Linked DNA regions of Homo sapiens: region 2 is linked to region 1. A link is an interaction called in ENCODE POLR2A ChIA-PET data of the cell type or tissue named here. Cell type or tissue: B cell. All regions are shown on one strand. Region 1 overlaps ANGPTL6 (angiopoietin like 6). Region 2 overlaps PDE4A (phosphodiesterase 4A).

Evidence for each region. ChIA-PET counts read pairs that join two places held together with the same protein. Peaks named below come from ENCODE experiments on the same cell type or tissue, not always from the same donor. Only the 100,000 strongest peaks of a DNase experiment are listed, where the experiment ranks them.
Region 2: POLR2A ChIA-PET joins it to region 1 with 8 read pairs; 5 of 35 experiments call an interaction of 5 or more read pairs at or near these places.

The regions. Positions count from the first base shown.
Region 1 is chr19:10,093,984-10,097,983 of GRCh38, forward strand. It overlaps ANGPTL6 (angiopoietin like 6), which reads right to left. Exons shown (of 6, transcript NM_031917.3): 2 at 1,999-2,590; 3 at 775-955. The coding sequence starts at 2,580. Among named protein-coding and RNA genes, the nearest start is that of ANGPTL6, 6.7 kb to the right of the region's middle. RefSeq lists silencers at 2,083-2,222, 2,283-2,342. In B cell, no CTCF peak of the experiment used is centred here; a DNase peak (open chromatin) is centred at 2,268; H3K4me3 peaks cover 565 bases; H3K27ac peaks cover 951 bases.
Region 2 is chr19:10,425,941-10,429,940 of GRCh38, forward strand. All of the region lies in intron 1 of PDE4A (phosphodiesterase 4A), which reads left to right. Among named protein-coding and RNA genes, the nearest start is that of PDE4A, 7.4 kb to the left of the region's middle. RefSeq lists a silencer at 2,400-2,469. In B cell, no CTCF peak of the experiment used is centred here; DNase peaks (open chromatin) are centred at 499, 2,351 and 3,699; H3K4me3 peaks cover 951 bases; H3K27ac peaks cover 1,207 bases; H3K27me3 peaks cover 578 bases.

The sequences.
Region 1 (4,000 bases):
TGCCTCTCCCACTTTTCTACCAAAGAGTCCTGCCTCTCCCATTTCCTCACCAGAATAAGAGGCCTGCCTCTCCCATTTCCTCACCAGAATCCGAGCTCCAATAGCCATTTCTTTACCTAAGAATCTGGGTCCCTTGTCTCTAATCAAAGGAAATGTCAAGTCTGGGGTTCTTTTTTTTTTTGAGATGGAGTCTCGCTCTGTCACTCAGGCTGGAGTGCAGTGGTGCGATCTCGGCTCACTGCAACCTCATCCTCCCAGGTTCACGCCTTTCTCCTGCCTCAGCCTCCCGAGCAGCTGGGACTACAGGCGCCCGCCACCACGCCCAGCTAATTTTTTGTATTTTTAGTAGAAATGGGGTTTCACCGTGTTAGCCAGGATGGTCTTGATCTCCTGACCTCGTGATCCACCCGCCTCGGCCTCCCAAAGTGCTGGGATTACAGGCATGAGCCATCGCGCCCGGCCAACTCTGGGGTTCTTAAACCCTGGTTTTTTATGGTCTCCTCACCATAATATAAGTCCTGAATATGATACTCTGAACCAGTTCAAACTCTTACCAAAGTAGCAGTCCCAAACATCGCCTCACTAAAGTAAGAGTCCCTCCTCTTCTATTTCTTGTTTCTCCTATTTTCACACCTTAGAAGTTTGGTCTTATTTTTAATCAGAATAGGAGTATCATTTCTTCTGGTCTTCTCACAATGAGAGAAATCTGCCACTAAAATCCTGACTCCTCAATTTTCCTCTACCCACAATTCCTCAGCCCTAATGTCGACTTACCCACAGGCTTGGTGGGGACCGCAGGGTGACCTGCAGGCATGGGAGAAGCCATGGGCTCCTGCTGTCTCTGGGTCTGGTCTCTCTGGGGCTCTGGGGCTGGGTCCAGCATCCTACTGGTGTCACTGGTGCTACCCACAAGACGGACCGGAACCACAGGCACCAGTGGGGGTGGCGGCAGGACCTGGGGTGACGGAGAAAGTCAGGTGTAATTGCACTAACCCTCAGGCCAGGAGGCCTGGTCTCAGGGGCAGAAATGGTGGATAAATCTCCCAGCTCCCAAATGACCTGGACATCTGGCAGTGGGGGTGTCCCAGCCCTAGGAATGATCCTCCCCAAAAGCTAAACAACTTGGCTTTAAAGTGCAGACAGGCTGGGCGCTATGGCCCGTGCCTGTAATCCCAGCACTTTGGGAGGCCGAGGCGGGCGGATCACCTGAGGTCAGGAGTTCGAGACCAGCCTGACCAACATGGTGAAACCTCCGTCTCTACTAAAAATACAAAAAAAATTAACTGAGTGTGTTGGCTCACGCCTGTAATGCCAGCTACTCGGAAGGTTGAGGTAGGAGGATCGCTTGAACCTGGGAGGTGGAGGTTGCAGTGAGCCAAGATTGCACCACTGCACTCCAGCCTGGGAGACAGAGCGAGACTCCATCTCAAAAATAAAATTAAAAAAATAAAGTGCAGACAGAGCTGGGCTTAAATACCGGCTCTTGGTGCTCATGGTTTAATTGATCTGTGCCCCAGCCTCCTCTGTAGAGTAGGGATAATAACAACACATCCAACAGTATCTAACTTACTGACTCCTCTCACCAACCCTGTAACGTAGGGACTGTCACAGAGCAACATTCTCTTATCCCAAACCCAGACCAGGACACGTTCCAGAATTCAGAATAACACGGCTGGATTTAGACACAGTGACACAGGGAGGGTTATGTATATGCATGTGTGTATAGAATATACATAACACTCCTAAAGGGGTTTTTGGTCTTTACGTGATAATGATATGTTTAATTATAGGATCCTATGACTATTCACATTAAGTGGTTAAGTGAAGGCTATAAATAGCCACCAGTCACTTTTTGACCCAAATAAGTTACCAGAAGGGGCGAGTAGGAATCCGGTTTTCAGGGTTTTGCGGATTTCAGAACTGTGGATAAGAGATCGTGGGGTTGCAAAACCCCCATTTCACAGACGATGCTGCTCTCCGGGGAGGCTGCGAGGTTACCTGCTGCTGCCCGCCCGCGCCTCCCGGGCACAGGCGCTCCAGGCGGGCGATGAGACTGCTCTGCTGGGTGACGAGCTGCGCCAGCTCGCGGAACTTGACGTCCAGCTGGTGGAACCGGGCGGCTGCGCGCTGAGCCTCGGCGGACGCGTTGAGCACGCGCTCCCCGAGCAGCGCCAGCGCCGCGGCAGGCTCCGCCCCCAGATCCGCCCCCGGGCCCGCCCCGGGCCCCGCCTCGTGCTGCAGCTGCGCGCGCAACTGGCCCAGGCGCGCGCTCAGGCCGCGGCTCTCCTTGCGCAGCGCGCGCACCTCGCCGGCCACGGCGCCGTCGGCCGCCGCCAGCCTCTGCAGCTCGCGTAACAGCTCCTCGTGGCGGCCGACGCGCATGCGCAGCGCCGCCAGCTCGCTGGCGTTGGCGGCCTCGGGCGTCGCCCGCGTGGATGCGGGGCCGCTCCAGCACACAGCGCCCGTGAACTTCTGCGGGGGCAGCACGAAGGTGTAGGTGCAGCGCGGGGCGCCCGCCCGCGCCCACGACGCGCCCAGCAGGAGCAGCAGCTGTAGCGCACGCAGCCAGGGCTTCCCCATCGCGGCGGACCTGCAGGCAGAGGAGGAACGGAAGGAAGACGGGGTGCTGGGGCCCAGCGAGACCCCTCCGCTTCCACGCGGGGATGCGCGCGTCTACACCCGCGATGTCCCGGGCCCATAATTTCAGTCCCCATCTCATTCCCCCCACGGCTGGAGGGCCCCAGGGTGATCCCACTCTGGCTTCAACACCGAGCTCTTGGCGCCAGGCCGGATAACGCATCTCAAGCATTCATTCATTCGACAAGCGAGGCCGGGCGCCGTAGCTCACGCCTGCAAGCTCAGCACTTTGGGAGGCCGAGGCGAGAGGATCGCTTGAGACCAGGAGTTCGAGACCAGCCTGGGCAACATGGGGAGACCCCTGTCTCTACAAAAAAAAAAAAAAAAAATTAGACAGACGTGGTGGTGCACACCTCTGGTCCCAGCTATTCGGGAGGCTGAGGCAGGAGGATCACTTGAGCCCAGGAGTTCAAGGCTTCAGTGAGCCATGATCGCTCCCCTGCACTCCAGCCCGGGCAACAAAGTGATAGCCCATCTCAAAAATAAATAAATAAATAAAAACAAGGCTTATGGGGCCGTTCAGGCCGGTAATTCCAGCACTTTGGGAGGCCGAGGTGGGCTGATCACTTGAGCCTAGGAGTTGGAGACCAGCCTAGACAACACAGAGAGACCCTGTCTATACAAAAAATACAAAAATTAGCTGGGCATGGTGGCAAGGGCTTGTCATCCCAAGATCGCCTGAGCCCAGCAGTTCCAGGCTGCAGTGAGCTGCGATCACGCCACTGCACTCAAGCCTGGGCGACAGAGCAAGACTCTGTCTCAAAAGAAAAAAAAAAAAAAGCAGTCACTAGGCACAAATGTGTGCCAGCCCCCTTTCTAGGCACTGGGAATACATTTAGGAACAAAACAGACAAAAATCCCTCCCCTAGTGGGCAAAAAAATAAATATGTACTGTATAGGATGAATAAATAGAGCATATTAGACAATGTTAAATGCTAAAAATAACAGTAGGGCCAGGCGCGGTGGCTCACTCCTGTAATCCCAGCACTTTGGGAGGCTGAGGCAGGTGGATCACGAGGTCAAGAGATCGAGACCATCCTGGCTAACACGGTGAAACCCCATCTCTACTAAAAATACAAAAAGTTAGCTGGGCGTGGTGGCGGGCACTTGTAGTCCCAGCTACTTGGGAGGCTGAGGCAGGAGAATGGCGTGAACCTGGGAGGCAGAGCTTGCGGTGAGCCGAGATTGTGCCACTGCAGCCCAGCCTGGGTGACTGAGCGAGACTCCATCTCAAAAAAATAAAATAAAATAAAATAATAAATATAAAAATAACAGTAGGACTGGTGAGGCGGCTCAGGCCTGTGTTAAGGCGGGAAGACTGCTTGAGGCCAGGAATTCAAGACCAGACTCCAGACTGGGCAAC
Region 2 (4,000 bases), 330 kb after region 1:
TGGGCCACTGCACTCCAGTCTGGGCGAGAGACTGAGACCCTGTCAAAAAAAAAAAAAAAAAAAAAAAAAAAAAGGAAGGAGGGAAGGAAGGAAAGAAAAGAGTTCAAATCCACTTTTGGCCAGGCGAGGTGGCTCACACCCAGCACTTTGGGAGGCTGATGTGGGAGGATTGCCTGAGGCTGGAGTTTGAGACCAGCCTGGGCAGCATGGTGAGACCCTATCTCTACAAAAAGAAAAAAATAAAAGAAGTAAATCCAGCTTTTGTCCTGGACTCGCTGTGTGACCTTCACCTGTCAGAGCCTCAGTCTCCTCATTTCTAGCAGATTCGTTCATTCCACAAACACTGAGCGCCTTCAGAACTGTGGCTGAGAATGCTGTAGACCAAGTTTGTCCAACCCGTGGCCCAGGATGGCATTGAATTCGGCCCAACACAAATTCGTAAACTTTCTTAAAACAATGAGATTCTTTTTTTTTTCCCTCTCATTAGCTATTGTTAGTGTTAGTGTATTTTATGTGTGGCCCAAGACAATTCTTCGCCTTTCAGTGTGGCCCAGGGATGCCAAAAGATTGCACACCCTTGCCATAGACACATTCCCTGCTGCCCTGAAATTGTCAGACTAGAGGGTGAAGCAGAAATAGCAAGTAAAGGGCTGGGTGCGGTGGCTCAGGCCTGTAATCCCAGCACTTTGGGAGGCCAAGGCAGGTGGATTACTTGAGGCCAGGAGTTCGAGACCAGCCTGGCCAAAACCTGGCAAAACCCTGTCTCTACTAAAAATACAAAAATTAGCTGGGCGCACGCCTGCAATCCCAGCTACTTGGGAGGCTGAGGTGGGAGGAGGATTGCATGAACCCAGGAGGCGGAGGTTGCAGTGAGCCGAGATTGCGCCACTTCACTCCAGCCTGGGTGACAAAGCCAGACTCCGTCTCAAAAAAAAAAAAAGAAATAGCAAGTAAAGCTGTATGATAATTCAAGATGGTCACACATAGGATATGAAAAAAAGAGGGATCCTGAGGTCAGGGAAGGCCTCTCTGAGGAGGTGACATTTGAACAAAGACCCAAATAAAATGAGGGAGGTAAGGGCCGGGCGCAGTGGCTCACACCTGTAATCCCAGCACTTTGGGAGGCCGAGGCAGGTGGATCACGAGGTCACGAGTTCAAGACCAGTCTGGCCAGGATGTTGAAACTCCATCTCTACTAAAAATACAAAAATTAGCTGGGCGCAGTGGCAAGTGCCTGTAATCCCAGCTACTCAGGAGGCTGAGGCAGGAGAACTGCTTGAACCCAGGAAGTGGAGGTTGCAGTGAGCCAAGACCGTGCCAGTGCACTTCAGCCTGGGTGACAGAGCAAGACTCCGTCTAACAAAAAACAAAAGAGGGAGGTTGCTACATGGGTGTCTGATGGAAGAGGGTGCCAACCAGAGGGAAGAGCCAGTGCAGAGGTCCTGTGGTGGGAGTGTGTCTGATACGTTGGAGGCAAGTGTGTCTGAGGCAGAGTGAGCGAGGAGGCAGTGGAAAAAAAGGAGGGAGCGAGGTGACAGGCAGCTCATGTAAGGGCTCATAGACCATTAGGCCATGATCAAGGTTGGCTTTAGGCCTCAGTTTACATCTGGCTTCCTAGGACGGGACAAGCATCATTGGGCTGGAAGGAAACTCATCCATAAAGGGCTTGTGTAGCCTCATGGCTAAAATTCCTGTCTCTGAAGCCAGACAGCTGGGTCCATAATCCAGCTCTGATCTTTCTAGATTGGGAGACCCTAGCCAAGTCACTCCTCTCTGGGCCTTGGCTTCCCCGTCTCTGAAATGGGCCTAGTAAAAACCGTATTCCCAAGGGCTGATCTGACGAACTGGCAAAACAATTCAGGGAAGCTAAGGGCATTGAAACCTTGGTCGGTGAACAAAAATGCATTTCTGGGACAGGTATAGTGGCTCATGCCCAACACACTTTGGGAGGCTGAGAGGGAGGCGGATCACTTGAGCCTGGGAGGTGGAGGTTGCAGTGAGCCAATATCATGTCACTTGCACTGCAGTCTGGGTGACAGAGTGAGACCCTGTCAAAAAAAAAAAAAAAAAAAGAATATCACCTGGTGGGTGTCTGGTGGGTACTTTGTGAGGATTAAATGAGATCATAAGACCAAGTGTGGTGGCTCACGCCTGTAATCCCAGCACTTTGGGAGGCCAAGGCGGGCAGATCACTTGAGTCCAGGAGCTCAAGACCAGCCTGGGCAACATAGGAAAACCCCATCTCTAGAAAAAGTACAAAAAATTAGTCAGGCATGGTGGCGCACATGCTACTCAGCTACTTAGCTGCTCAGGAAGCTGAGGTTGAAGGATCACTTGACCGCAGGAAGTTGAGACTGCAGTGAGCTATGATCGTGCCACTGTACTCCAGCCTCGATGACAGAGTGAGATCCTGTCTCGAGAGAGAGAGAGAGAGAGAGAGAGAGAGAGAGAGATATTGAGAGAGAGAGAGAGAGAGAGATCATAGCTAGAGGCACTGGATGCACAGGAAGCTTTCTAAAGGGTTAGTTGCTATCATCACCATCATCGTCATTATCATCATCATCTATACCCTCTAGCTAGTATAGTGATTTGCATATTATAAGCCTTCAGTAAATATTTGTCAAATACTGATAATAACTGTAGCTCATATTGAGTGCTTACTAGGTTCAGACACTTTTCTGAGCTTTTTATGTGTCCATCCATGGGGTGAGTGGTAGTATTATACCCATTTTACAACTGGGGAAACTGAGGCTCAATGAAATGAAGTGACTAGCCCGAGATCAAATGGCTAAGAAGTGCCAGAGGCCACACGCAAGCCCAGGCTTCCTCACTCTGGGCCCCATGGCATCAGAGCCAACACTAGAGAAGGAAGGATATTTCACAGAGGTGGACTCGAAAATAGAGATTCACTGTTGGGCGCAGTGGCTCACACGGGTGGATCACTTGAGGCCAGGAATTCGAGACCAACCTGGCCAACATGGTGAAACCCCATTTCTACTAAAAATACAAGAAAAATTTGCCAGGTATTGTGGCACATGCCTGTAATCCCAGCTACTTGGGAGGCTGAGGCACGAGAATCCTTTGAACCTAGCAAGCAGAGGTTGCGGTGAGCCAAGATCGTGCCACTGCACTCCAGTCTGGGTGACAGTGAGAGACTGATGAAAAAGAAAGAAAGAAAGAGAGAAAGGGGGAAAGGGAGGAAGGAGAAAGGAAAGGAAAGGAAAGGAAGGAAGAAATGAAGGAAGGAAGGAAGGAAAATAAGGAAAGGAAGGAGAAAAGGAAAAGAAAGAAAGAGAGGGACGGAGGGGAAAGGAAAGGAAAGGAAAGAAGGAAGGAAGGAAGAAAGAAAGAAAGAAAGAAAGAGAGGAAGGAAAGAAAGAAAAGAAAATAGAGATTCACCCTCTTTTCTCTTTTTTTTCGTGAGACAGGGTCTCACTGTCTCAAGATGGTTTAGTGGCACCTTCATAACTCACTGCAACCTCAACCTCTTGGCTCAGGTGATCTTCCCACCTCAGCCTCCAAAGTAGCTGGGACCACAGGCTCATCCCACTATGCCCTGCTAATTTTTGTCATCTTTTGTAGAGATGGGATCTCGCCATGTCACCTGGGCTGGTCTCGAACTCCTGGGCTCAAGTGATCCGCCCACCTTCACCTCCCAAAGTGCTGGGATTACAGGCATGAGCCACCACACCTGCCTTCTAGGGGTGTCTTAAGAGTTGTAAGACACATCTCAGAAGCTGTGGGTGGCATTCTAGGTTGTCCCCAAGGACTGTGGGGTGCATCTTGGGATTCTGTTCTAGGGTGTGAGACTGTCTTAGGAGCTGGAGAGGAATCTAGTTGTGTCCCTGGGGTCTATTGGGGCACCCCAGATTTTGCTGGCATCTCCATGGTTACTAGGGCATCCCCTGAGTCTGAAGGCATTCCCGAGGTTGTCTTGGGGTCTCAGCACTTGTGGGGGCATCTCAGAGATGCTGTAGAACCATTCAGGGATTAAGGGACA